Regions from separate parts of the Homo sapiens genome. Here regions 1, 2, 3, 4, 6 and 7 are each linked to region 5. A link is a loop called in an ENCODE intact Hi-C map of the cell type or tissue named here. Cell type or tissue: mammary epithelial cell. All regions are shown on one strand. Region 1 has its middle 89 kb from the start of THRB. Region 2 overlaps THRB (thyroid hormone receptor beta). Region 3 has its middle 53 kb from the start of NR1D2. Region 4 overlaps THRB (thyroid hormone receptor beta). Region 5 holds the start of THRB (thyroid hormone receptor beta). Region 6 has its middle 190 kb from the start of THRB. Region 7 has its middle 150 kb from the start of THRB.

Region 1 (4,000 bases), 87 kb after region 5:
TACTACATACTATTGGTGACTTCTGGTTGTGTATATATTACTTTTTTCAATCATCACTAAACTGTTTGCAAATTATTCCTCTTCTTTTAGGTTTCTTCCTTGCTGTCCTTGTTGCTGGATATTCACCTTCATGTCTGCTATTAGAACTCCAAATTAGGGTTTACAAGGATAATAATGATGCCTCTTAATCCTTCCTTACCTAACCAAAATGATAATATAAAAGAAAGCATACTGCAAAGAAGCCTATAGGTTGTTTTTATTTTATCTTAGTTTTATTTTTAAGAAGAGTCTCCCTGTGTCACCAAGGCTGGAGTGCAGCAGCGTGATCACAGCTCACTTGCAACCTCAACCTCCCAGGCTCAATCGCTCCTCCCACCTCAGTCTCCCGAGTAGCACTGCTGGTGTGTGCCACCACACCCAGTTACTTTTTGTATTTTTTATAGAGACAGAGTCTTGTGTTGCCAAGGCTGGTTTTAAACTCCTCGCCTCAAGTGATCCACCTGCCTCAGCCTCCCAATGTGCTGGAATTACAGGCGTGAGCCGTCACTCCTGGCCAAAAACCTCTAAGTTGTTTAAAATGCTATTTAATGTATTTGTAGTGTTTGATGATTTGCCACGTGTTTTTGCTACAGTGCCTTATTTAATTTTCACAGTCATGCTGTGAGGTTTTCCCACCAGTGTTTCCACCTGCTTTCTAGGCATACCTAAGATGTCAATATGTCAAAAGCTAAAATCATAGTTCTTTATTTCTATGCTTGTTTTTCTTTCTGTATTCTTGATCTTAAAAAGAGTTGTATCATTATTTGCCACATTGGCCTATCTGGCAAACAATCTATACACCTACTGTACTTCTCCCCTCTCTCCTCTTTAAACCTGATATCTAATTAATATACCATCAAGTCCTACTGATTCTATCTTTCAAATATATCTTAATTGTATATGCTGCTTCTGCTTTTTTTAAAAAAATTCTCATTTTGATGTTTGAGTCTGTAACGTTTCATGCCTAAACAGCTGTCATATCCTTCTAACTGGTCTGTGGCTCAATGCCAGTCCCCTACTCAATCTTCTACAATCCCCTTTCTAAAACATAAATTTATCATGACACTTCCCACATGAAATTCTAATGACTCCCCATTGTCTAGACTCATGCCTCTCCAAGTTTAATGTGAGCTCAAACAATCTGGGCATTTTGTTAAAGTGCAGATTCTGACTCAATAGGTCTGGGCTCCAGATTCTGTATTTTGAACAAGTGATGACAACGCTGCTTGCCCACGGACCACACTTTGAGTAGTAGCGGTCTAGGGGATAAAGTTACAAACTCCTTGGAATTGCATTCACTAAGCTCTAAAGACCTGGCCTTTCTCTAGTTCTCAGCCTTAAAACCCGTTTTCCTTCATCTTCAATCAGCCTAAAGTATTTATCTACTCTGTAAACTCTCCAGTCTGAGATAGTCCTTCATTTTTAGCATTTGAAAAAAAGTTCACTTGAGCTAAAACCCCCCAATTTAAAATTCCAGTAACTTTTTGTCTACCCTCACAACCCCATCACTGAAGGCAGCTGAGACAGGACAGGCAACAAGCCCCAACCTCAGCATTCATTCTGCCCTCTTGTGGCTTCTGCTTTCAAATAAATCCAAGGTGAATTTTTTGCTGAGCCTTCATAATTCCATTTATTGCCGGTCCAATTCAGCATATGGTGGGTTGGAGTTGGGGATTGGGGAAGAACTACTCCAGATCCCCGAGGCTGACACTGGTGGATCTTGTTGAAGCTGCGTGATGGCTGGGATCCTTTTGGGGGCTATTCCAGACGGTTCTGTGATCGATGGTATCTCTCCTCTCTCCTTTCATGACCATGGCCCTTTAATGTCAGGCCGCCAATATTGTCCTGTTGTCTGGAATTTTCCTTAGTTTTGTTCAGTGCATAAACCTTCCTTCCTCTTACCAGTCAAGGTACCGGGGTCAAGTCCAATGTCCAGCTCTCAGTCTTTCCTCATCCACATACCCAGAGTGCTGCTACTTTTATGTGTTTCTTAGTTCCCATTCTACAAATCTTTGTAGAGCAACTGCTATGTGTCTGACTCTGTGCTAGGTACTGAGGATATAGCGATGAAGAAGGTAGTCATGACTCCTACACTTAACACAGCTTAAAGGCTGTGAGTGAGACAAACCACTTAAACAGGGAAACAGATGAATGTGTTAAAAAAAAAGAAAAGAAAAGAAAAGAAAGGTAGGGTGCTTTGGGAACCTGTAGCTTGCCCTGTTAGCCTGGAGTTCTGATAATTTAACTCACCCCAAGATATTGATATCTGATGATTACTTGCTGCATCACGGCTGCAGTAGCATTGCCATTTAAAAGTCATCTTTCTTTTTATTATTACGATTGTTATTGTTAGTTATAATTTTTTATGATCAGAGGTCAAATATTTTAACTACATTATTATTAAATAAGTTAACACCATGTATTAATCAATTGTTCATTTAATTGTAAAAATCAGAACCCAGCCTGAAGTACTTAAGCAAAGAGGAGGAAACCATGATAGTTGTTGAGGGCAAAGTTGAACAACCAACCCATGGGAAAGACAGAGGGGCAGGTGGATTCATAGACAATGGGAACTTGGTACTTGGACATCCTCCTCTCTTTCTCTCTATGCTCCTCATCTATGTCTCTCCATGCTGCTCATCTATGTCTCTCCGTACTGTTTACATTTCGTAGCTTCTGTCTTTAGGTGGAAGTAGACTATTTTTCCTAGTTCCAATGTGAAAAAATTCAGAGAACTCATTAGTGATCATCTTTGGACCAATCGTGTGTGGCCAGGGGAAAGAGCATGACAGCTTTTACTATGGCTGTGTGGGGGGGAGGGGAGAAGGACATGGGTCCAGGAGAAGGGAGGAGTGCTGGGCAGGCAATACTATAAATGTCTGTTTGCTATGCCTGGAAAGAAAATTGCTAGTATTTCCAAGTTCTGACACATTTTAATATTTGGAATTCAGAAAAAGAAATTGGAATTCTTGGGAATTTCCAAAATTATGTTATTCTTAAAATATGTCCAACAGTCTTCATATTCTTAAAATGCATGATTGTGGCTACCTAGAAATATTTGATTAATAAATAAAAAATATTAAGTTTAGAAAAATATTTACTAAGAACTGTAGCCTACAGTGAATATTTAAATACTGGAAAATGGTAGTGAACATTGTTTGGTAGTATTCAAATAATGTTACATTTACATCTTCTAGTAAGTTAACAACACAATACTAAACTACGTGTCTAAATTCCCCACTTAAGGATATATTTTGTTTCTCAAACTTGATCGATGGAATGCCTCTCACAGGATTTGTGTGAAGGATACCATACGTATAGGCTATGAATACACACGACACGGCAGCTGCGAGCGAGAGTGACTGATTAGACTGGCTGTTTCTCTCCTATGTAAACCTGTTATGGTGCCTGAAAACCTTGACTTTTACCTTCAATCTTTTGTGTCAGTTTTTACTTCTCTTGCTTCTGATTTGATATTTATGCATTTCTTAGAACCAATGAGGTGTCTAGGTTGATTGGTAAGGTTTAATTCTTGCAGGAGAATTATAATTCTTTTCCCTATTTTCCTGATTTTTCAATTTTTCTTGGAATCTAGGATTTGGAAAATCGTTTCCCATGAAATTCTGGCAAGAAATTCCTACCTGAAAACACTGCTATTTATGCATAACTTCTAGAGGGAAATGTGTTTCAAGTTGCAAATGACTAATTTACCATTGTGAAAATTCTTGAAAAAGCCCTTTTTGGGCAAAGACGCTTTACAACATGGCCCATGTGGTTATTCTTCTTTTCCCTAGAACAGAGATGGAATTACTATATTATGATCACTGTTCCTAAAGCAGACTTCTAAGATGCTCCAAATGTCCCTTCTCAAATTAATTATATCATAGTGCAGCAAAGTAAGGAAACCTGTCATGCTCTGTGAATTTCCTAGGTAAGCTTTGTCCAGACGTTATACTTGCTC
Region 2 (4,000 bases), 230 kb before region 5:
TCATTTATGTGCAACATTAAAATATTTTGCTACTTTTGGCATTCTTCCAATCCCACCTTGCCTGCTGGACTGCTTCCAATTTTCTTCTCTCTCCTTTCCTGTTCTTTTTCACCCAACAGCTGCCATGTACCGAATGTGTATGCCAGACTCTTTATACACATTATCTTATTTAATCCTTACAAAACCACTGTGAATTAGGGAGCATTATCTCTGTTTACCAAATGAGGAGACAGTTGCACAGAGAGGTAAAGTGGCTTGCTCAAGATCACATAGTTAACAAGAAGTTGAAGCAGAATGTGTCAGATCCTAAAGTCCACGCTTTTAAAATTATATTATGATGTCACCAATATGCATAATATATCTTATATGTCCAGTTTCCTAGTATTTAAATTTTGGCTTTTCACCCTCAATTATTTTTGGAGATTATACTGGAAATGACTTAATGACACACTAGATAGTAAACTTCATGTGGATTGGGGTTACAGGCCTTTTTTTTTTTTTGCTGGCATTCCTTCCATACCAGCACCATGGCCTAGACAGAGTGGGCACTCAATAAACATTTATAGAATAGATACTTGCTGACTTAAATATAGACATAGATAATTATACTAGTACATAGCTTATTTTTAGAACATATCTTTCATTCATAAATTAAAGATGACCTCTGGAAGCTTTAAAGAAGTAACTTTGTTGGAAAGCATGGGTTTTAAAAGTATTAATGGACAGTTGATACTACATGTAATAAGTACACAAGTCCTATGTCATCATCCAAAGTGATGTCTCAGTTCTTAGAGTTTTGGAGGCACTGAACTGAGGAAAGATGAAAAAATGATGTTTTTGCTCCTGCTTGGCATTGGCAGAACATATTTATGTCTTACTGACATTAATGTCTATTGGCCAAATTACATGTCAGTTCATTTAATCCCTGGGCACCAAACCCTGCAATGCTTTCCTGTCACACTCAGGGTAAAAACCAAGTTCCCCATTCCCCCTGATTGCATCTCTGGCTGTTTTTCCTCACTCACTCCATTCTAGTCTCACAGACCTCCTTCTTTTCCTCAAATATATCACTGTTTCTTCTGCCTCAGGACCTTTGAACATGAGCTCTCTGCAAAGCTTCATTTTACGTTTGAAGAAACTAGGGCCTTGAAAAGACAAATTTCTAAATGACACACAATAATTAGGGTCAGAGTTGAGTAGAGAACCCAGGCCCCCTTGGTGCTTAAAAAAATAACTGTGTTTATTGTACCTCTTAAATTTTTTGTTTGTTTGTTTGTTTTTCCTGAAAAGTTGCAGACAAAGTTTGGACATAGGGAATCAGCTTTACCCTGACACTTGGAAAAGCTTTCTTTATATGTCTTAAATTATCTCCTTGTTTTCCCAGCTGACAATGCGTAAACTAAATGAGATAATATATGAAAAATCACTTAGACTGTCCTAAGTGATTTTTCATATATTATCTCATTTAGTTTACGACAGTGGTTGCTACTGACAAAACATTCATTAAACAGAACTATCGTTATTACCAAGGTCATTTCACATTTTAAGTTATTCTTGTTCCAGGTAGATTAAAAACTTCAATTAATCAAAAAAAGAATAAACCTGAAAATCAATGTTTCAAATATTTGACACTTAGAGAACCCCCTAAAACAGCAATCTTGTTGCAAAAAAAAAAAAACTGGACTTTGTGCTTTTAGTAGCAATATCCTAAAAGTCCACAAGAGGGCAGTCCTCCTTACAGCAGAGGGCCCCAGAACCGTAGGTGGGTGGAAGGGAATTGTGGGTGATGAGGTAAGCTAATAATACCATCAATGGGAGCCATTATTAAGATACTTTTGAGTGATAACGCATACTATGAAGAAAATAAAGCAGAGTAATTAGACAGAGAATGCCTCGAGGGGAAAGTTAATGGGAACATTAACTGAGTGGAGAACTGACCTTTGGATAAAAAAGGGTTAGCCATCAGTAGACTGGGGGGAAGAGTATTACACTGGAAAAAATAGGAGGGACCAAATTGGACATGGTCTTGGTCTACTTGGGGGACAGAAAGAAGGGCAGTGAAAGAAAGTGAAGAAAGAGGTGAGGAGGGAACATTAGATCATGCAAGTAATGAGCAGCTCCCAGGCCTTTCTGATCCTGGAGTTTGTTCACTGAATCACTATGCTACTTTGAACTCTGAAGAAAAAGCCAAAGGGCACTGATCAAGACATTAAAAGTGGTATTTTTTGGAAATAATGAAAATAATTTAGGAAATGTCTCAGTGCTTCTCAGTAAAGAATTGATCAGAAATCACATGATTTTAGACCTTGAAATTATGAGGAAAAATTAGTGAGGGACATATATTTAAATTTATTCAAAATTTTATGTTCTAAGTCTAATCAGGTGCAGGATTTCTCTTTATCTACTTATATGGTACTGTATAATAATCAAGGTTTATAATAATGTCCATTAAATTATTTTGCTAAGGCAAAGAATACTTATCTTAGAAATGTCTTCATTAAAAAGTATTACTAACATATTTTAAAGGAAATACATCCTAAGATTTATATAGAAGGATGTTCATCCCAGCATTAATGTTAACAAAAATTATAAATAGCATAAATGTCCAATCGTAGATTATTTGAGTGTATTAATTTGCTTCAAAATTATTAAAATATCATTTCAAGGAATATGTAAGGCTACGTTACATACTCATAGGGTACTGTTAGAGGAAAGACAAGCAACAAAATAAAAATGATATATGAAGTTTGAACCCAATTTTTAAGAACTATGCACAGATAAGCAAATTAGTATAAGAATATCAAAAATAATATGAGAATGAATGTCTGTATTTTCTTTATAATACTTTTTTGTATTAAAATTTCTGCAAAGAATGCATCTATTTCACAGTCATAATAATGAAATTAAATATCTGGCATTGAAATTTTAATCTTCCCTAAACTTTCAAAATCTGTTTAGTACTGCATTTTGTATAGAAATTGATAGGGTTTTTGAGATGACAGGGAGAAAAGATAATTTTGTAGAGTGAAGTTAGATCATAGAGTCTCTGCCCTCTTTTAACACTTAATGAATGAACAAAAACATATATTAAAATAAAACAAGTCAAAACAAAGTGTTGCCAGGAGCCACAAAACCAAGAAAGGAGTGTAACGCCATATCCTCATCTTAAAATGTTTTGGCTAAAGAGTAGGAATAGCTGGGCTGTGGCGGTGTGGCTCCAGCTCCTCCACCTCTGAGACAATACTGAGGAAAGAAAGGGAGTGGGCCGAATCCAAAGAATCTCTAATGATGACTTTAGACTTGGGAAGAAATGATCTGAGGGTAGTGAAGAGGCAGGCTTGGAAAAAGTCAAGAAAAACACCTTAGAAAACAGGAGCTCTTGTGTACAGTCATGAAACCTTGGCAGAGGCAGGGCTCTGACCCAAATTAGTGAAAGAGCTGAAGCCCACAGCCACAGGATCCACTGCAGCTGATGGAAGGGACTCGGGTTTAGCACATCGAATGGGATTTAAAGAGGGAGCCAGCCAAGCCCAGGTCCCCAGCAAAGGCAACACACTGATGTTGGAAGCTAATACCCAGTCCACAAAATGTACTCAGTGAGGAAGATGAAGGATTTTGAGATGACATGGAGAAAATGCCAATAAAAATTCACCCATACTCTAGTAGAGTGAAAAAATCTGGACAGACCTTCCATATTAAACATAAATAAGATGAAAAGATATAACATGAACCTATGGATGGAGGAAAGAGAGGAAGACAGAAAAGGAGGACAGGACGAGGAAGGAAGAGAGGGAGGAGAGAGGTGGAGGAGAGAGAGAGAAAAAGAGAGAAGAAATAGAATAGCTCCATCTATAAAGAAAACATAACCCAAGAAAAATAAGAAAGTTTCCCCTGAATACTTAATTAAATAAAATAAGATTAAAAGAAGATTATAAAAGAACAGAATAAGATGAAAAGGGATGAAAAGGGGGGACAGAACGAGAGAAACAAACTGAGAACC
Region 3 (4,000 bases), 500 kb before region 5:
CACTGTAAACATTCTGGGCAATTCTGGGACATGAATTTGATCCTTTTAAAAATTTTTTGAGACTACTTTTGGCTAACTTAACCCATTAAAGTAAGAGTGTAAATTGGTGTGTGTGTGGCGTGTGTCTATGTGTGTATTTATGTATTCCTGCCTCACCTCAAAACATCAGTTAGCTTGTTCCTTTATCTTACATTTCCTGTGAACTGGAAGTTAGATCTGAGTCTTGATTAGATTCAAGTTAACCGTTTAAGGCTATAATATATAATAGGTGATGTTTCTGGTTTATATGGCATTATAGCTATTTATTTAGCTAACGATTCTGAAGGTTGTTCTTTAATTTGGGCTGGGATAAGCTGGGAAGAGCTTCTGGTCCAGGTTGAGTTTGGATGGTCTTGGATGCACTTGCTCATGTGTCTCTAGTCAGCTGATAGTTTGGCTGGGTTGACTGACCATGGGTTCGGCTGAGATGGCCAGTCTTTCTCCATGTGATCACTCACTCTTTCCCATGCTAGCTCATTCTCATGGCAGCTCAGGGTTCCATGCATGAGAACAGACGCATGCAAGGTTTTTTGAGGTATAGGCCCAAGAAAATCTCAAGGCCAGTCCAGATTCAAGAAGGGGAGAAAAACACTTTACTCCTTGATGGAAGGAGTTACAGTGTCACATTACTAGGGTGTAGGTACAAGGAGGGAAAGAATTGGCGGCCATTTCTTTCATCTACTACACCTGGGTTTGTAATTTTTGTCAGTGCATGATTTCTCACCTTGTGTAAGGACCACTGACAGGAAAATGTCTCAAGCTACTGTTGAAAATGTAAGTTTCCGGGCTGGATGCGCTGGCTCAGGCCTGTAATCCCAGAACTTTAGGAGGCCGAGGTGGGCAGATAACCTGAGGTTAGGAGTTCGAGACCAGCCTGGACAACATGGTGAAACCCTTCTCTACTAAAAATACAAGAAAATTACCCAAGCATGGTGGCGGGCACCTGTAGTCCCAGCTACTTGGGAGGCTGAGGAAGGAGAATGTTGTGAACCCAGGATGTGGAGCTTGCAATGAGCCGAGATCGCGTCACTGCACTCCAGCCTGTGCAACAGAGTGAGACTGTGTCTCAAAAAAACAAACAAACAAAAAAACCAACCAAACAAACAAAAACAAAAAACAAAAACAAAAAAAAAATAAAATGTAAGCTTCTGAAAAACCAGGTGCAAAGAATGTGTCAGAGTAACAGAGAAGCCCTGGAAATGAGGGTTTTGCGTTCAGCTGGGACGTCAAGTTACAGCTGATGAGCTTTTTCCAAAAATTGTCGGGCAGGTTTTAAGGATTAGAGAAAATGTTTGTTGAATAGCTAGAACAGTTCTTAGCACATAATGGGCGCTAGAGATGATGACTATTAAATATTTAGAATTATTTAATCAGTATTCTTCAAATGTATTTTGAATACCTACAGTGAAATATATCTTTTTTGTTGTTGTTGTTTTGTTTTGTTTTAAAGACTGAGTCTCTCTCTGTAGCCCAGGCTGGGGTTCTATGGTGCAATCTTGGCTCACTGCAACCTCTGCCTCCCAGGTTCAAGCGATTCTCCTGCTTCAGCCTCCTGAGTAGCTGGGATTACAGGCGCCTGCAAGAACGCCCGGCTAATTTTTGTATTTTTAGTAGAGATGGGATTTCACCATATTGGCCAGGCTGGTTTCAAACTCCTGACCTCAAGTGATCTGCCCGCCTTGGCCTCCCAAAGTACTGAGATTACAGGTGTCAGCCACCACACTCGGCCAATATATAGGTTTTTTAAAAAAACGTGTATGTTTTTTTCCCCCTCAAGGAGCCCTACGGTTTTTTAGGGAGAAAGAGAAGTAGACAACTGAAATACAGTTTGATAAATGTTTTCACATGATATTAATAAACTGCTATCTACAAGTTTTTATTGAGCACCTATTCTATGGAGGACATTTTGCTGAGTTTTTAGTAGATGGTGCTAAAGTATGCAGGTTTTTTTTTTTTTTTTTGAGATGGAGTCTCGCTCTGTCACCCAGGCTGGAGTGCAGTGGCCTGATCTCCACTCACTGCAAAATCTGCCTCCCGGGTTCACGCCATTCTCCTGCCTCAGCCTCCCGAGTAGCTGGGACTACAGGCGCCCGCCACCACGCCCGGCTAATATTTTTGTATTTTTAGTAGAGACGGGGTTTCACCGTGTTAGCCAGGATGGTCTCGATCTCCTGACCTCATGATCCGCCCGCCTCGGCCTCCCAAAGTGCTGGGATTATAGGCGTGAGCCACCGCGCCCAGCCTAAAATAAGCAGTTTTAAAAATACTTTGGGTTCTTATAAATAATGTACAATGACTTCAGCAGCATTGTTGGGGAAGGAACAATATCCAGAATGTTACACCAGTCAGTCATTTCTGAAGAATCTGTTGATGATAAAATGGCCCATTATTTTTTCTGCTGCTAAACCAAAGGCACTATGACCTGCTAATTCTCATTTACTCAGCAGGCGGCGCTCCAGCACCAGGGATTGCATTGAAAGTGACAATTTAGTGAAACAAGGAGGTTTTTGGTTAATGTTTGTTTTTCAGGCTAAAAAGGAAAGCCGTTAGGAAAAATAAACAGTTTATCAGGCATTGCGACAAAGACACTTGAGGGGAAAGACAAGCTGTCACTTCAAGGACAGGAAGAAAAATCCCTGCATCTGTAGAATCATCAGATGCATGACTGTCTTGTTAAAAAAATGATGAAATGAGGAAGGAAGGAAAAGCATCTGAGATAAAAGAGAAGATTAAAAAAATGGAAAACAATTGAAATCATCTGCAAGCAAGGATGGAGGAGTACCGCCCTGGGAGAGGGATGTGGAGGAGTGTTGCAGCAATTGGAAAAAATGAAAACAACTGGAATATAATTGGGACTCATTCTAAGTATTCAGATGTACCATTTTCTTTAGATGCCAAATCTGCATAATTGGTTTCAGCTGCCCAACCCACACCCAGTTCTTGTTTTGTAACTTTCAATAGTTTGAGGTCTTCAGCACGTAAACGTTTGCACCTAATGACAAGTGCCTGGTTTCTAAATCAAAATTGCCTTATAGTTTCCAAAAATTTCAGGTCAGGAATACAGGACAGCTGAATTAGTAATTAAACTTTAGTTAAAGGGATTGGAATAGAAACAGCTAAATTAAAAGAAAAAAGTATTTATTGTGAAAATGGTTGGATTTTTGAAGGGTCACTTGTGCTAACCTGCTATTGGGATTAGGGATAATGCTTCCAATTTAGGCTTCACTCTCTCTACTTGGCCATTAAAATAGTTTTCTCAAGAAGAACTTCTCTACATTTATCTTTCTGTATCACATAAATAGCTTAGCTAGTCTTTTTTCTGTAACGTTTTTAATGTAACACCATTTTACTTGGTTTACTCTTTCCTGGAGAGAGATTTAATCAGAATAAGTTAATCTGAAGGCACTCTATAAAACAAAAGAGAATGAGCAATTGTTAGATTGATTGTTTAGACCTAGCCACAGTCTATGTAATATATGAATTAAATTGATGCAATGAAAGAACTATCATACAAGTGGTTCGGAAACATTGGTGTGTATCAATGGTGCCAAACTTTCTTAAAACATAGATTGCTGGGTCCCACTCTCAGAATTTCTGGTTTAGTGGGTCTGGGGTGAGGTAATAAAATGTACATTTTTAACAAATTCTGGGTGATGCTAATGCTCTTGGTCCAGGGATCTGATTTTGAGAACCACTGACATACTTTTGCAGAAAAAGTTTTCTATTTGATTTGGTTATGGTTATGGCTTTGGTTTTCATCCTCCTGCAGTTATATATGGTCAGAATCAGATATTTAATGAATGGAGGAGGAGGAAGAGGAGGACCAAGTGGGCAGATATTTGTTGAACACCTGGTATATACTTGCTTCTATGGCTCTTTACATTCTTAATCTTCTCACTTAATCTTCCCCATGACTGTACAAAGTATGATTTGTTCTCCCACTCAACAGATGTAGAAACTG
Region 4 (4,000 bases), 130 kb before region 5:
ATTCATTTGTATGGTGTTTGGCTAAACCAAAACGTGAAGCTCAAGGGATAGAAGATTAAAATATTTTCTCTAGATCAAAAAAAATTTTTCAAACACTTTTTGAAGGTTGTCTGAAGAAAAGATATATAAGCAGGAAACATCTTTTGGCAACTCTGTGATGAGTTTGACAGACAAGAGTTTCTTATGTCCTTCATACAATTTAAAGACAAGAAATATACTAGTGACTTGACATTTTAAGCTCATTAATTTCAAGTAATACACTTCATAATTTCCAAAAAAAAGTCATGTCTGTGTATTCGGCTCGTGGCAAAATCTAAAATTCTATGCTTGGAACAAAGAAATTAGAAAAATGTGGCAGTATTCTTTCTCTAATATACATAAAAACACTTAAACAGTTTGTGATTATTTTCCATTTCTTATATGAGTCCCAAATTATGCACTTTATTACTAAGGATGGATGGAGTCTGAGAAGTAATACAAGGTTCAATCCACATATCCAAAATGACTGTCTTGAACTGCAAACATTAGAATTCTACCTAAGTCTTAATGAAACAAAGTACATACTGGGTTCAGTTATAAAGGCCTTGCCACTCTTAATATAAATGTTTATTCATTTAAGGCTACACGGCAAACCAATATGGAAAAGCATATGGTGGTAAAAAATGAACCAGGAGATAGGGGGTAGCTTTGGAAATGGCATCAGAGGAGCATGAGCAAAATGTAAACAGAGATCAGCTATAATCAAGAGTTCTTATCAGTATCCTCAGTCATTTGATATATTAATGGAATGATAACTTGATTATGCCAACCTGAGTGAAGTCATGCAGTGGTTGAAGTATGGAAGAAAATCACATTTTCTAAATGTCTACTATATGTCAGGCACTTTATATTTTTAGTAATAATAGCTAATAGTAAGGATCTATAATATAAAAATAACTTTCCACAAATGAATTCCAATTCTTACAGTAAAACTATGAAGTAGGTGTTGTCATCCCCATTTTACAGATGAGAAAACTGAGATCTGAAAAGATTGAATAACTTGTTCTGTGTCACGTAGGTAGTAAACAAATCAGAATTCAAACTTCATTCTAATTCCAAAGCCCAAAATCTTTCTGCTTCATCATCCATGTACAAACAAGACATAATAATTTGGTGTGATTTACACTGTTCTCTAGGGAAAGGGCTCTTGGGGGTACTCATGTGAAAAATTACAGGGATAAAAATAAACAAATAAAAGAAAGCAGCCTCTACAGGTAACGTTTTTCGGACAAACAACTGAGAACAATAGGTTTTGAAAACTTCTCCTAATGAGGATATTTTAAATGTTAGAAAACTTAGTTTTGCTTTAGAGAAATACCAAAAATCAAATTACATAATTTTCAATAAGATTTTAGCTCATAGACATGTACATATCTATGTGTAAATACCTAGCTTTTTCATATCAGAATGCCCATTTTCAAAAATCTTATGCACTTATATGTTACTTCCAAATATATACAGAATATGCCAGAAGTGGATTTTGTATACCTTGTATATTACAGGTAAACTGCTTAATTCAAAAACATATTTCTAAACCCTGTGTTTATAAGAAAAATCATTTACCTGCCACATGTATTATTAGCCTGGTCATTTCTTATCCAGGAACATAATTTCCTGCCTTATTCACCAACAGTTACTTGAAAGAGTACACTAATCCAGCAAAGAGTCACTGCATCAAGTTTACCCCCCTACCAACTTGCAAAAGCTTGGGAGTGTGCAGGAACAGGCAGAGGGCAGAACAGGCACTCCCTCTGCCCATGTTTGCAAGCTGACAGACTGCAGGGAGGAAATGATTCATGCCACAGAATCTCCAGCCAACTTCGTGTCACTGGACTTTATAAAAACAAATAAACTAAAGCTTTTCAACAGACTGGAACTGCTTAAACAACTTTAGTAACATGGCTGCTTTATAAGGTCCCCGGGCAGTTCAATCTTTAGAAACTTGGGCCATAGATAAGATACTTTGTAAAGAGCAAATCCATTACCAGCTTATTATTGTAAACTGGATTGTCACTTTGGGAATCACAAAGAAATATGATAACTGCAAACAGCAGCAGTCAATTGCCATATGGATAATCTTTATCAGCTGGAAAAAATTAATTTGATTTTCTTAGAAACCTTAATTTTATTTTTAAGAGTTTGAACTTTAAAAGTTTGAAAACTGCATGGTACAATTACTTTATGGAAGTCTCATCAAACAGTATACCTTATAATTCTTATGCCTTATATTTCCTTCCCTATTGACTACTTATTTTATAATGGCTTCTAGAAGCTCATGAGGAATACTAATTCATTTAGAGTTTCTATTTCTCCCACCAATAATTTCAATCTATTGTCAAAGCAATGTAAAAGAAAATTCAAGTAACTTCTATCACATTTGGAAAACTTAAGAGGAGGAAATAAGATATTCTAATCGGGCGTATTTTGACTTCAACTAAATTTATTGGCTAAAATCCTGTGCATTTTGAAGGTCAGAATTGTTTACTTGGCTATGTCCAATATTAACCAGTTAGGTTAGGTACATATTATTTGCATATTGAAATGCATTATTACCTTTTCCAAATTAAAAAGCAAATTATGTCTGACAATACTACCCTACCCAGTTCCAGTTTTTGGCAGTAGAGTATACACATATGTCTATGGTACTTATAGCTATCAACCATCGTTGAATCAGACACTATTCCTATATAACAAGCATTCTCTACTTATACTAATTGTAGCCATCTTGCCTTCTGGGAACATGGAGAGAATTGCCAATCTTAGACTAGAAAGGGGTGAATCCTAGCCAGAAGTCCTCTTCTACTTCATCGTTACCCCCATGCTTCCAGGCAGTCATGACCAGGTGGTAGCGATGGCGGGAGTGAGGGACCAAGGCCTAACGGCTGCTGATTGCTCTCTTCACTCATGTCTTTGCCCATCAACCTATCAGTCTCTCTACTTCCTGGAAGCACGTGTACTCTGATCATTTTAAGGATCCGGAAGTCAAGTTATCTGAACTGCTATTCATCAGGTTTTCTGATTTCAAATCCATTTTTTTTCTGTGACTATAGCACAGCCTCTCACTTTTTTTTTTTTTTTTTTGAGAAGGAGTCTCTCTCTGTCACCAGGCTGGAGTACAGTGGCACCATCTCGGCTCACTGCAGCCTCAGCCTCCCGGGTTCAAGCAATTCTCCTGCCTCAGCCTCCCGAGAAGCTGGGATTACAGGCACATGCCACCACACCAGGTTAATTTTTGTATTTTTAGTAGAGATGAAGTTTCACCATGTTGGCTAGGATGGTCTTGATCTCCTGACCTTTTGATCCACCCACCCACTTCGGCCTCCCAAAGTGCTGAGATTACAGGTGTGAGCCACCACACCATTCCTAGAAGTCAAGTTATTTGTACTGCTGTTCATCAGGTTTTCTGATTTCAAATCAATTTTTTTTTCTGTGACTGTACCACAGCCTCTCACTTTCAAATAATGCTAATCAACATTTGAAAAACTAATGACACATTCATAATTCCTTCAACAAATGTGTGCTAAACACTAGCTGGATGGCAGGGACTGATCTGGTATACAAATGGTCAGAGTTACTACCTTCAAAGAACTTTCAGCATAGGCTGGAAGCAGGACGTGGAGATGTTTCACAGCAATTAGAAGTAGGGACAGAGGTCAACGAATACACTGAAGAGGGATTGAGCATTTGTACATGGCAAGAGATCGGGGAAGCCTTCAAAGTCAGACTGGTGGTTAAACATTCAGTCAATTTAGAGTAAGGGATGGTAAAAACCCTTTTATGTATCAAACCTCTTTGGTTTAGAAATTACAGACAGGGTAGCAAACCCTGTGGTCTTTATCAACCACACTGGGATTAGCAGCGACATGAAATAACAATTCCTTAGGCTTATTTCCTCAATGGATACATACCAACATTCAGGCTTGATATACTGGGTTACTGCACAGTCTAGTAAGCTAGCCTT
Region 5 (4,000 bases):
GCGCACTCACATTATTCATGCAAAGTTAATCCCCGCCGCGTCACGGCCGCCCGCCCGAGGATGTGCGCCTTCCTTGGCCAAGCCCCGCAGTCTCCACCCTCCTCCGCCCCCTCCTCCCGGCGGCGGGGTCCCGGGGAGCGCCGGCGACTGGGCGTCGCGCGAGTCCTGCAAAATGTCAACTCCTTGGGCGAAGAGAGGCGGCCGCAGCCAGGGCCGCGCCGCACCTCCCCGGTCTCTCCACTTTTATAGGCGTAGGAAGCTACTGCGGCTGGGGCACCAGAGTCCCCGCCTCTCCGGGTCCCCCGCGTGCCCGGCCCGCCCCGGCCCGCTTCCCGGGCGCTGTCTTACTCCGGGCCCGGGGCGCCTGCTCCGCGCCGCGTCTGCGAACCGGTGACCTGGTTTCCCCTCCAGCCCTCACGGCTGTCCGACTTGCGCGGCGGTGGCGGCGGCGGCCAAGAGCAGGCAAACCCGGCTCCGCCAGGGGCGCAGCGAGGAAATGGCCTCCTGGCGCACACCCCGCCGCCGCCGCCAGCCATCGCCACCGCCCCGGGCTGCCCAGCCGGTACAGACGCCCCCTGCCAGGCTCCGGGCCAGCGCTCCGACGCGCTCACAGCGCCCGGCTTGCCGACCCCGACCCCGACCCCGAGTCCTACGCACTCGAGGTCCCCGGGCCGGCCGCCTCCGCACCTGCCTCCCCAGGTGTGGGCGCTCCCCCTCCTCCTAATCCCGGCCGTGCCCTCCCAGGGTTGGTGACGGTGCTGTGGGTTTGGTGGCCGCGCGTCCACCCACCCGATTGCCTGCGCGCATAGGTGCGGGTTTGGGCGTCATTACTCTAGTTGGAGAAGAGGAAAGAATGGGGAACGAGTGACACCGGGACCGGAGGGCGAGTCTTCCAGGAGCACGTCTCGGCCTTCTTTGCCCGGCCCGACCGGCCCGACCCGTGCCGCAGCGCTCCTCCCTCCGCTCCTAAACCACTTGTGGCGCGTGTCGGGAATACAGGGCGCTCTGGCTCTTCTTGGGGCCTCCGCTGGTCCGACCATCTGGCAGCTCTCTTAACCACCACGGCCACCCCACGAATGGAAGTTTGGGACGTGCCTGGGTTGCCCTTAAGGAGGACACCCCCGCCCCCACCGCCATTATGCATATCGTGGGAGAGGCGCGTACAGGGCTGAGACACTCCTCAGGTCCCAGAACGGCCGCCCTATTAATTTGTCTTTGCCCTGGAAATGTATAGATAAAACCAGGAAGACAAAAATAATGTATACTCTTCAAGAGATCTTTCCCGGGCAAATATAGGTCTCTCAAATGCCCCCGACCTTAAGTCCTGGAGACCAGGAAGAGACTTGCTTTCTGAGCTAGAAGGATACTTGGGAAATACCGAGTCCTCACTCAGCTAAAAGGTAGTCAATAAGGAACTATAGTTGCAACAAAACTACTTTGACAACAGAGTACAATTAATTTCTTATAGACAGTATTAAAATAATTCCGACATCATAATTTAATATTCACATCTATTCGTGTAACACGCAGTATAATAGAGTTATGACGATATGGATCCTCAGCTGCCTGACAATGTATAGGTTATTTATTGGAAGGTTCTCTAGATTTCCAGCCAGTGACATGTATGTTTTATTCTCGCTTCTTCTGAGCGTCCCAGGGAAAGGGGTGAGAGGCCCCCCACCCCTGCTGACAGCATTAACAACCACCCCGCTGGATAAGCAGGGTTTCACTGATGCACTTTTAAGAAAGTTGCAGGCCCCAGAGACCCCATTTCCCTTTGGTCCTCGGTGAGAAGTCCGTGCTTTCTTCTCTACTCTTAATAAGTCTGCACCATAGGACTTGCAGGCTTCTGTAGTTGGAGAGCTGTTCTCCTTTGCAGGGAAGTTCCTGGGCTTTGCTCCAAAGCTGCCCCGGAATGTTTTGGTTGGTTTGGAGAAAAGCTGTGGCGTCTACACCACTTGTTCCAAGCAGGCGGCCCCCTGGTGGCTAACGGGGGGTGAGAAAGCTGGCCACTGAGGAAGAAGTCTGGCGCAGGTAGGCCCCAACAGTTGACAACCTAGTCTTCGGGTCTTCTTCACAGCGTGTGAACAGCTTAGTATTACCGCGGGGGGGCGGGAGGGGGTTGGGGGGTGGTGAGGTGAAGCAAATCTTCCTTCAACACGGTGGATCATGGGCTTCTCGGCCTACTGGAACTTTTAATTTTTTTCTCTTCCTGAGTATAACTTGGAGCTAAATTATTTAAGAAGGAGACATACAGAGGACAAAATGAAATGTAACAAAAACTGTTGCTTCTCTTTGTTCAAGGGCTTTGTCTTTCTGATCTCATTTTGCCCAGAAAATTCAGAAATGAGCCAATTAAAGCATGAAATAAATAAAGGGCGTGGCATTATTCAAACAATCCATGAGACTGTGGTAGTAACAATGTTCTACAACAATGGGGGAGGGCAGTTTTACTGCAATGTTAATGATAACGTGAACTACTAGGGTTCCATTTTGAACAGGACCTCTGAGGGCTGTCCTACAGGCTGCATGATGATGGTAAAGAAGGGTTACCAAGAGATCATGTCATTTATTTTTCTGGTTTTACACAAGGTAGGACAATGGAGGAGAATGTCATGATGACTTGATTGAAGGAAGAACATTTATTCAAACTTTAGATTATGTGGTCATGTGTTCCAGCTGACTTGAGAGGGCACACCAAGGCTGTTTCCAGGACCCATTCCCATATTTCACCATAGACATCCTCATTACCAGGATCTATACCTTTAAGCTGATGACTCAGTTCAAGAAAGCAATTCATTCATATATTTATTTATTTAGCAACTACTGGTGTAAGAAAATGAATGAAACAGAACCTCATAGGGCTCGGATTGGGCAGAAGTGAGTGAGGCCAGTGATACAAGTGCAGGGTCTGAGCCTGCCTTTATTTAAAATTTTGATGTATTGTTCATCATGAATAATTGTTGCATTAATTTTGATTTTTAAAATAGTGCATTAAAATATTTCTCCTGATTTACTGAGGCTTTTTTTTTTTTCTTTTTTGGCATCCCCTTAAATTTCACACCAGGGATGAGTGCCTCACTTGCCTAAACCTAGTCCCTGCCCTGCTATGCCCTCAGTGTTACCAGAGTCTTTTCAGAGAAGCAAAGTTCAAGTTAGAATGTCCTAGATGTCAAAGATAATTAATATATAGTGAAGGATTTGGGGTCAGGGAGTTAGAGACGTGGGCGTGAGGGGAGGGAAAAATCAGGGAAGATTTCATGGAAAATGGTGGCACTTGAACCAATCCATCAAAGATGGACCACATTTTGCCAGGGAGTATTGGGACTGGAACCCCTGGTATTGTTTTGCTTATTCAGCTACTTCTCAAGCTGGCTGTGCAGCCACCTGACCTAGCCCTGGAGATTCTGCTTCTGTCTGTTCATTGTTAGTTCTTGGAACTTATTTTTTCTATGAGGGCTCCAGTGATTCTGGTCCATAGCAGCTGGGTAAGAACTCCAACCCTTCAGGAAAGACAGCTTCTTGGGGAAGATGACAGGGTCAAAATTATCTAATTCAAGTACACTCTAATTCACAGCACAAAACTAACTTTTTTATTTCATATCTTGATATATGCCCGTTTTTACCAACACTCTGCCTTTGGCTTACTTTTGAATAAAGGAGACCAGAAAGGAAAAGGAACTATAGGTTGCCTTATCTTTCTCTTTCCTTCTATGTCATCATTTTCAAACTAAGTGGTTACAGAGAAGTATTAACATAAGAAAAGACAGAGAAAGTTTCCTTGGTTGTTACCTTCTTTTTGCATTCAAATCAGGCTTTGGTTGGAATGGAAAGCGTGGCAAACCCCATTTTGGGGTTGTCAGTGTCCTCACTTAGTCATTGATGTGACATGCTTACCTCATACTCAATTTGAGTTTTGCAGAACTCCCACACATTGTGTGCCCACAGGGATTCTGTGCTTATGGGGCAACAAGAATGCTATGTGTGAGTGGAACAAGTA
Region 6 (4,000 bases), 190 kb after region 5:
AAATTCTGACTCCACTCGCTACACCTTCAGCTCTTGAGAAAACTGAGTATGGACTGGGTGAGTTGAACATATAGTATATGAAGAAAGATAATTTTGACAATTGAATCTGTTTGTTTGAAGTGTGACTGTTAAACCTGAGCGAGTGGTTTGAGATGGAGGTGTTAAGACTCTGCTTGTCAACTCTATGAAGAAAATTAAATGTTGTACTGTGACCCAAATTATATTGGACATTTTCAAGCCCTGTTGTCCTAGAATTATTTTTTTTAAATAGTCAATTATGAAATCTTGAGAGTTGACAGAATATAGATGTGTCTCTTTAGTGGTTTTCAAAAGGTACTGTGTGTCAGAAAGTCTGTTAGAAGACAAATAGCTGGGCCTCCAGAATTTCTGATTCAGTGGGGCTTGAGAATGTGGGTTTTTCTAGGTTCCCGAATGATGCCAATGTTGCTAGTCTGGGGACTAATCTTTGAGAACCGTGGCTTTAAGAAAAACATTCTTATTTTTGAAAGAGGCGAATTAATGACTGTGGAGGCGCATGAAGAATGTATACCTCTGTGCTTGGCTAAGTGATTTCAGCTTTGTTCATTGGAATCATCTGGGTAGCATTACAACTACCAGTGCCCAACTTCCACTCCCAGAGTCTGTTGTAACTGAGTCGGCAAGTGGCCTGGGTATCAGGATTTTAAAATCTGTGAGCGACTCAAATATGCAGCCAGGGTTAGGAACTATTAGCTAGCTAGCCAACATTCTGGTTCTTGTTGGTCTTTTCTTATGTCTCAGGATAGCCTCAGGAGTTAGGAAATCAAGATGATGAATAATCTCAGCTGACATTCGTTGAAAGCTTTTTATGGGTCAGCACAGTTTGAAGCACTTCATGTGGATTAGCTCATTTAAACTTCAGTGAGAGATGTATTATCTATTACCGCTACAGGCACAGTGTCTATGGTCTATGGCTCAAAAACAAGGTATGAGAGACTTGGCGAAAACATGAAAGGAGGCCAGGCGCGGTGGCTCATGCCTGTAAATCCCAGCACTCTGGGAGACCGAGGTGGGTGGATCACCTGAGGTCTGGACTTCAAGACCAGCTGACCAACATGGTGAAACCCCATCTCTACTAAAAAAAAATATATATATATATATGTACAAAAAATTAGCCGGGCATGGTGGTGCATGCTAATCCCAGCTACTTGGGAGGCTGAGGTAGGGGAATGGCCTGAACCCGGGAGATGAAAGTTGCAGTGAGCCAAGATTGCGCCGTTGCACTCCAGCCTGGGCAAAAAGAGCAAAACTCCATCTCAAAAAAAAAAAAAAAGATAAAAAAATATGAAAGGAAAACCGCAAAATTGAAATTAATATTAATCAATTTTACAACAAAATGATAAAATCCTCAAATATTTTAAAAACAATTGCCTATATTTAATAAGGAACATATGTCCTTTTGAAAATGTGCTTACTATTTTGTAAGGTAAGACTATCAAAGTGATTATGAAAGTTTTATTGCCCTGTTCACAATAATTTTACTTAATAGAAATTATTGTTAACCCCACTTTGTAGATGAGAAAATTGAAGCACAGAGGATTTAAGTAATTTGCTTTAAGCCATACAGCTAAGTAAGGGATAAAGAAAGAATTCAAACTTTGAAATTCTGACTTTGTGAGTCAAAGTCAAGTCATATCATATCATAATGTAATGCATTCCTCATAGACACATACGCAGACACACACATGCCTTTTCAAAAAAGTTGCCTAGGGAAATTATAAAGGAATTGCAATTTGGGGCTGTTGTAAATACTTTCAGAGAATCTGTAGATCACTAAGCTCTTTGACCTGCAGTTCAACAGCGCAGGGCCACTGAACGCAGCTACTCAGGAGGTTCAAGGCATAACTGGCCGCTGCTGTGTTTGCAAAGATTGTATGACAATGGCACCGTGGAGTTGGGCAATGTGGCAGCTCTATATCAAGGCCATTAACTCTGAAATCTTAGATAGTAGTACAGATCTTGTTAAATATTGCCTAAAAGGAAGAAAAAGTTAGAAAAGTATTCAGAGGACGCCCCTTTTTTTAAAAAAAATTATAAGGTCTTGAGTATTATGCAGTAGTTGATGTACTCAATTAAAAAAAAAAAAGAATCTGCCACCCAGAGAGCTTAGGTCATGTGACTTGCTCCCAATCTTGCTCCCAGTTAATGGCAGGACCAAGACTACAAGGCCGATCCTGGAGGCCCCTGGGACTCATAGGTGTGATGCCTACCGGCATTTTCCATGGCTGAATTTCAGTTAAGAGATGCATCAAGTTTCCACTACAGAGGTTTTTGCAAAATGTCCTGAAATCCTGACTTAATTTCAGAGACTTTATATGTCCTCACAATAGCTGGAGAGGAGGAAATATTAAGCTGACGGCTTAGCAGGCAAATATTTATTTTAAAAAATGTCACCCCCTGGCACGCAAACTGAGCATCTTGTTGCGCTTGGAATTCTTTTTCCTCTCCTGCCATCTGGTGGTACTTCTGAGCCACATTTTCATTCAATTGTGCCAGATCTCAATAGTCATTTCTACAAAATTTGTTTAGCTTTCAAGGTCTTTACTGCTCAGATCATTATCACATTCTTAGGAAACTTGTTATTTTTTATTTAATATTCAGGACAAAACAAAGGTTTATGATTCTTTTTATATACCAGAGTATTTCATTTCTGTTAAATGTTTGTTTCTAAAATTTGTAGTATGTGACATTGTTAAAAACATGACCGTGAATATATATTAATTTACATTTTATATTTAATGGGAAACCAAGATGTAATTTTATTAAATTGGATATTTACTTAGAATCATTGGTTGCTGTGGTATCAGGTATTGAAAGAAAAAAATGCTATTTAAAAAATTTCCTTTTGAAATGACCACTTGACTGTGGCTATTGTTGCTGATTTTCTTGTATCATCAAGTATTTGCTCACATTACACTTGTAATTGATAGAAATCAGTTTCATTATCACTGCTAACAATCATTTCTTAGATCCATTTCTAGGATGATCCTCAACTTTTCTGCCCATCCACTAGTCATGGTGATTTTCTACAAAACTCCAGCTCTATAGCTTCTCTACAGAAGTAAGCCTGGCAAGCACTGGCCCACTCCTTCAGTTGCCACCTTCTCTGTAACCTGATCTATGGGACCTCTGCCTTAGGGATCTGACTTTGACGGGAGATGGGGGGTTGGGTGGATGATCTCACTTTCTTTTTAATCTCCAGTCTCGCAAATGTTTTCCTGTAGAACCCAGGTCAATTCTACTGTTTTAGTGTGTTTTCTGCTGCTATAACAGAGTACCTGTGACTGGGTAATTTATAAAGAACTGAGGTTTCTGACAATGCTGGAGGCTGGCAAGTTCAAGGTCAAGGAGCCCACACCTGTGAGGGCTCTCATGCTGCGTTATCCTACGGCAGAAGGCGAAAGAGAAACAGACCATGCAAGAGGAGGGAAGAGGCCCAAACTTGTCCTTTTATCAGGAGACCACTCCCGCTGTAGCTAACCTACTCCCACCATAACAGCATTACTTCATTAAGAAGGGCTTTGCCCTCTTAAGGATCTCACCTCTTAACATTGCTGCATTGCAGATTAAGTTTCCAACAAATGAGTTTGGGTGGGTACATTCAAACCATAGCACCTACCCATCTGTGAAGAAAAAGTCTGTTATATAAAAATCAAACACAAAATTATAAATAATGAATAAAAGGCTGAAAGAGACTCCAAATAATCATAGCCACATCTTCAAGTCAAAGTAACAGTTTAAAAAATGGAGAACAGAAAAATAAAATGCAGGCTTCGGAAGAGTTAACTGAATATTTTTATTTATCCAAAGTCAACATGTAATTAGTGTTTATTCTCAACACACAGTGGTAACCAGTACACAAAAGATGACTGAACAGGATTTGTTGATTAAAGGATACAATGAATAAATGCTTCAAAATTAGTTTGAAAAGTGTTAGTTGAAAAAAAAATTTAATATTCAA
Region 7 (4,000 bases), 140 kb after region 5:
ATATTATTCATCTGTTCTTGCGTGTTGTCTACTTTTTCCATTGGAGGTCTTAACATATTAATGATATTTATTTTAAATTCTCCATCTGATAATTCTATAATCTGTGTCTGGTTCTGATGCTTACTTTGTCTCTTTGGACTGTTTTCTCTGCCTTTCAACATACCTTGTAATTTTTTGTTGAAAGCTAGACATAATAAATTGGTTAATAGTAAATCAACTTTTAGTGTAAAGTTTTATGTTAATTTGGCGAAGAACTGGGCTATATTTCATGTTTTTTGTAGCTGTAGTTGCCAAAGGCTTCAAATTCCTCTGATGTCATTGTTTTTGTCTTCTTATTGTCTTCAAACTTCCCTAAGAACTCCTCCTCTGAGGGCACCTTGCAGCTCTTATAGTTTAAATTCACCGTTCTACTAGAGTCCTGTTGTTGTAGTGGTAAGGTATGGGACAGGGAAAGCATTCTATAATCTTATGATTAATTTTTATTCTTTTTCAGAGCCTGTGTTCCTGGACCATGACCTCTTCAAATGTTTTTTAGTTTATCTTCCCTAACCCCCACCCTTTAGTTGAGACAGATTAGAGGAGGATGAAGTCAGAGAAGGCCCTTCCACTGGATGGGATAAAGCTCTTACAGTTTCTTTCCCCCTGGAGAATAGGCTTTTGTTATGGAGAATACTCTGGGTATATTTCACAATAATTACTCTTTCTGCTTTCTCTTCCTAGAGTCATGAGGGGCTTCTTGGATCTTCACTGTGAGACGTTGGTATGACTCCTGGAGGCAAAGCCTACCAAAAGGCATGCCCCCAAGATATTCTCATTCTCAAGTTAGTCCACACTCAGTCTCCAGCAACCTAGATTCACCTGTCTCTCCAGATTTCAGGGTGGTGACTTGCCTTGCAACCTCAGTTCTCTAATATATCTAAGATATGTTATTGATTTTTAGTTTGTTCAGCCTTTGCTTGTTATAAGGATGGTGTGACGACTCCTGAGCTCTTCACTTGTCAAAGCTAAAACTGAAAATCAGTTTATTTTTATTCCTGTTACCAAATTTGAATGACTTGCATTGTCCTGGACTAGTTATTTGCAGAAGTTCCTCTCTCTGTGGAGTACAAGGTGGGCGGTGGGAATAGATGAGTTTCCAGGGTTTTTCTGCTTTTTCTTCCTTTGTTGCTACCATGATGGATTGTTTCTTGCTGATAAAGCTGTGTAGCCAGCCTTCCTTTGGCTCTAAGAAACTGACTGGACTTTGGAATGCTTCTATCACCATTCCTGAACTCCTTAGGGTCCTTCGCTGGCTGCTACTACCAGGAGACATAGCCCCTGTCTTCCAAAACATTCTTTCTTTTTCTTCTTCTTCTTCTTCTTTTTATTTTTTTAAGGTGTCACTTTTTGATATTTGTCTTCTCTGGGTTCTACTCCAAATTTTCATGCCTTTCTCTACCTTCTCCAGCAATTATACTGTCTTATATTTAATTTGTTAAAATATGTCTTCCTTAGAATGGGATATTTGTTGATTTCTGACATTTGATACCAAAAGGCCTCCTCTCTATTCCCTGTTCTACCCCAGTACGCTGTGACAGCTTCCTGCACAGGACTTGCTGATCTCAGTTTCTTTTGGCCACACTTACACATAATTTGGAGTTTGTGGATTTTTCTCTGTCTCCTACTTTCACCAAAAATGTATTTCATCACTTTATTTTTGTTCTCCTTGTTGCTCTATTTGGTTTCCAGGAGAAGTGGGATGATCCAAAACTAAGCAGTCACCATGTTTCTAACCTCTGTTCCAAATTTGGAAATGAGAAGAAACATTAAGAAACAATGGGAAAATGAATGCCAGGGTCACTGTGTTGCCTGATGTGGAATGCAGTGTAAATGGTGCCCTCTGGAGTGACATAATGCAATAGCCTTTATCAATACACAACCTTCTCTCTGTACCCTTATTCCTGTGACCTAAAAATCGTATGTTCTTTTTCTTCTCAAGTGCTCCCCACTTGAATTTTGATAAAGAAACAGGTAGTGATATGTATGCAAAGTAATTTGCTCTTACTTGGAAGTGTCAGGCTTTCAGCGCTTGACTTTAATGAGATAATAACGGTGAGAAAGGCAATTAAACTTGTTTTTACTTTGCCAGAATTTGTTTTTCCTTCATCTATGAACCATGACTATAAACAAATGATTGTAAGTGATTCTAAAGTTCCCTCCATTTACCTTAACACCCATATATTCACATAGGGAGACTGCTTTTTCTATGTACACAGGCAGTCCAATAAAGTGTTTAGGAGAGAAATATTCCTTCAGTAGTCTATGCCAGTTTCCTTTTGCAAGGCAGACAATTTTAAAATAAAAATACTTTCAGTCAATATGGTTTTCACATTGCTTCTGACTAATTACTTACACAGCAATATCAAATATTTTAAATACATTTTCATTTACATATAATTAACTATATCCGTATAATTTGTGTTTAAAAGAAATCTGGTTATTTATTTAAGGAGCTAAAAGAAACATCAAAATCTGTTCTCAATAAGAATGATTTTATCGAGTTTTTTTTAAAGAATGTGTGTTGAAGGAGAAATTTGGTGTCAGTCATATTTTATTTGGTGTCAGTCATATTTTATTACAAAATTAGGAATAAATGGCATAGTTTTCATTGCATCTTTAACTCTTCCATGGAGCCAATTTATTTTGACCTATACAGCCCTATTTAACCATAATGCATTAGTTCTTGAGAATAAAGCTGCCTGAGCACATTTCCAGAGCCTCTCCACACCTGGAAGACTTAATCAAGCTGTTCTAGTCCTAAGAAATCTGATCTGGGTAGTGACTTTGCAACTGGAAACAAAATGGTCAAAACCAGACTCTAGAAAAAAAAGCCAGGATAGGCTAGGTGTTCTTTACCAATTATCTATCAAACAGGTAAAACCAGCAGGGGAAGTAAGGCGCCAGAAAACACAAGGAAGATCCCAGAAAGCTCCTCCACAGTGGCCAACCTGGAAAAGAGTCAAGAAATAGGGGCAGAGATAGGGACACACAAAGCCCATGTGCTTTCTTGGTCGGTCTGAGCAAATGGTTTAAGCCTTTAGGGAAATGGAGAGAATTCTGGGTATAGACACAAGGTTTAGGAAAAACTAAAGGGGAAAGATTTGCTTTCATTTTCAAAACTAGATAAACAATTCCTTTAGAACTGGGATAGTGGCAACAGGAAGTAATAAAATAGAAGGTCCTTGAGCCCAACTTCCTGGATAGAACCATTAGGAAGGAAGTAGCCTCCAAGAAAGAACTCATGCTTGGTTCAACGCTCTGCTACTGCTTTCTTGAAAATCTTAATGATTTTATCTTTGAACCTGATGGGGAAAAGGAGAATGCCTATGAGCAGAGATCCCATTTGCCAGTGCACCATGAGCTCAGAATTCTAATGGCCTCAAAATAAGTCATGTTATGTCTGTGACTGAAGAAGCAGGGGTCACTGATACCCCCAAGAGTCCACAATTTTATTGGAACTACAACTCGCTTCAGTGCAGATAAAAGAGAATGGCACTCTTAAGAAACACGGATGATCAAAAGCAAGGAATTCACCTCCATTCTCCTTTCCCAAAGTTATTATTTTTAAAGCACTGGACAGGAGGGGTGAAATATATTTTTAAAAATATACTTCTTAAAAACACTAAAGGCATCCATATTAAGGAAAAAAAAATCAACAATGCCTTTTGACCTAAAAGACTCAAGATTTTATTAAGTCCATACACCTTAGACATTCAGACTCAATTAGAAGTGGTGCTTTTATAAAGGAATAGCATGGCAGATGTGGTTCAGAACTAACTAGTGACTGTTTTCCCTCAGCCAATTTTCCTTCTACAAAACTTACCTGTTTATATGTTGTTTAGGTATCCACTTTCCACCATTTGGCCCTGTTTTTAGGGCAGGCCTTCTTAAATTTCAATGTGCATGAGAGTCACCTGGGGAGCTAGCTAAAATGCAAATTCTGACTCAGTAGGTCTGGGGA

Evidence for each region. Peaks named below come from ENCODE experiments on the same cell type or tissue, not always from the same donor. Only the 100,000 strongest peaks of a DNase experiment are listed, where the experiment ranks them.
Region 1: a loop joins it to region 5, with 6 times the contacts of the local background. A loop is called at or near these places in 9 of 110 quality-filtered maps.
Region 2: a loop joins it to region 5, with 9 times the contacts of the local background. A loop is called at or near these places in 65 of 110 quality-filtered maps.
Region 3: it touches region 5 in a loop (9-fold over the local background); 23 of 110 quality-filtered maps call a loop at or near these places.
Region 4: it touches region 5 in a loop (6-fold over the local background); 47 of 110 quality-filtered maps call a loop at or near these places.
Region 6: it touches region 5 in a loop (6-fold over the local background); 11 of 110 quality-filtered maps call a loop at or near these places.
Region 7: a loop joins it to region 5, with 15 times the contacts of the local background. A loop is called at or near these places in 11 of 110 quality-filtered maps.

Annotation. Positions count from the first base shown.
Region 1 is chr3:24,581,583-24,585,582 of GRCh38, forward strand. No RefSeq gene overlaps it. Among named protein-coding and RNA genes, the nearest start is that of THRB, 89 kb to the left of the region's middle. In mammary epithelial cell, a CTCF peak has its summit at 1,591 (motif pointing left); no DNase peak of the experiment used is centred here.
Region 2 is chr3:24,263,131-24,267,130 of GRCh38, forward strand. All of the region lies in intron 3 of THRB (thyroid hormone receptor beta), which reads right to left. Among named protein-coding and RNA genes, the nearest start is that of THRB-AS2, 110 kb to the left of the region's middle. In mammary epithelial cell, a CTCF peak has its summit at 1,731 (motif pointing right); no DNase peak of the experiment used is centred here.
Region 3 is chr3:23,996,638-24,000,637 of GRCh38, forward strand. No RefSeq gene overlaps it. Among named protein-coding and RNA genes, the nearest start is that of NR1D2, 53 kb to the left of the region's middle. In mammary epithelial cell, a CTCF peak has its summit at 2,483; no DNase peak of the experiment used is centred here.
Region 4 is chr3:24,363,520-24,367,519 of GRCh38, forward strand. The region is part of intron 1 of THRB (thyroid hormone receptor beta); the gene reads right to left. Among named protein-coding and RNA genes, the nearest start is that of THRB-AS1, 130 kb to the right of the region's middle. In mammary epithelial cell, a CTCF peak has its summit at 1,775; a DNase peak (open chromatin) is centred at 1,792; H3K27ac peaks cover 1,341 bases.
Region 5 is chr3:24,494,785-24,498,784 of GRCh38, forward strand. THRB (thyroid hormone receptor beta) reads right to left here and starts at 66. Exons shown (of 11, transcript NM_001354712.2): 1 at 1-66. The region is part of intron 1 of THRB-AS1 (THRB antisense RNA 1); the gene reads left to right. RefSeq lists a silencer at 1,844-2,049. In mammary epithelial cell, CTCF peaks have their summits at 458, 990 and 1,973 (motif pointing left); DNase peaks (open chromatin) are centred at 237 and 837; H3K4me3 peaks cover 1,212 bases; H3K27ac peaks cover 1,033 bases.
Region 6 is chr3:24,681,479-24,685,478 of GRCh38, forward strand. No RefSeq gene overlaps it. Among named protein-coding and RNA genes, the nearest start is that of THRB, 190 kb to the left of the region's middle. In mammary epithelial cell, a CTCF peak has its summit at 2,498 (motif pointing left); a DNase peak (open chromatin) is centred at 823.
Region 7 is chr3:24,638,598-24,642,597 of GRCh38, forward strand. No RefSeq gene overlaps it. Among named protein-coding and RNA genes, the nearest start is that of THRB, 150 kb to the left of the region's middle. In mammary epithelial cell, a CTCF peak has its summit at 1,882 (motif pointing left); no DNase peak of the experiment used is centred here.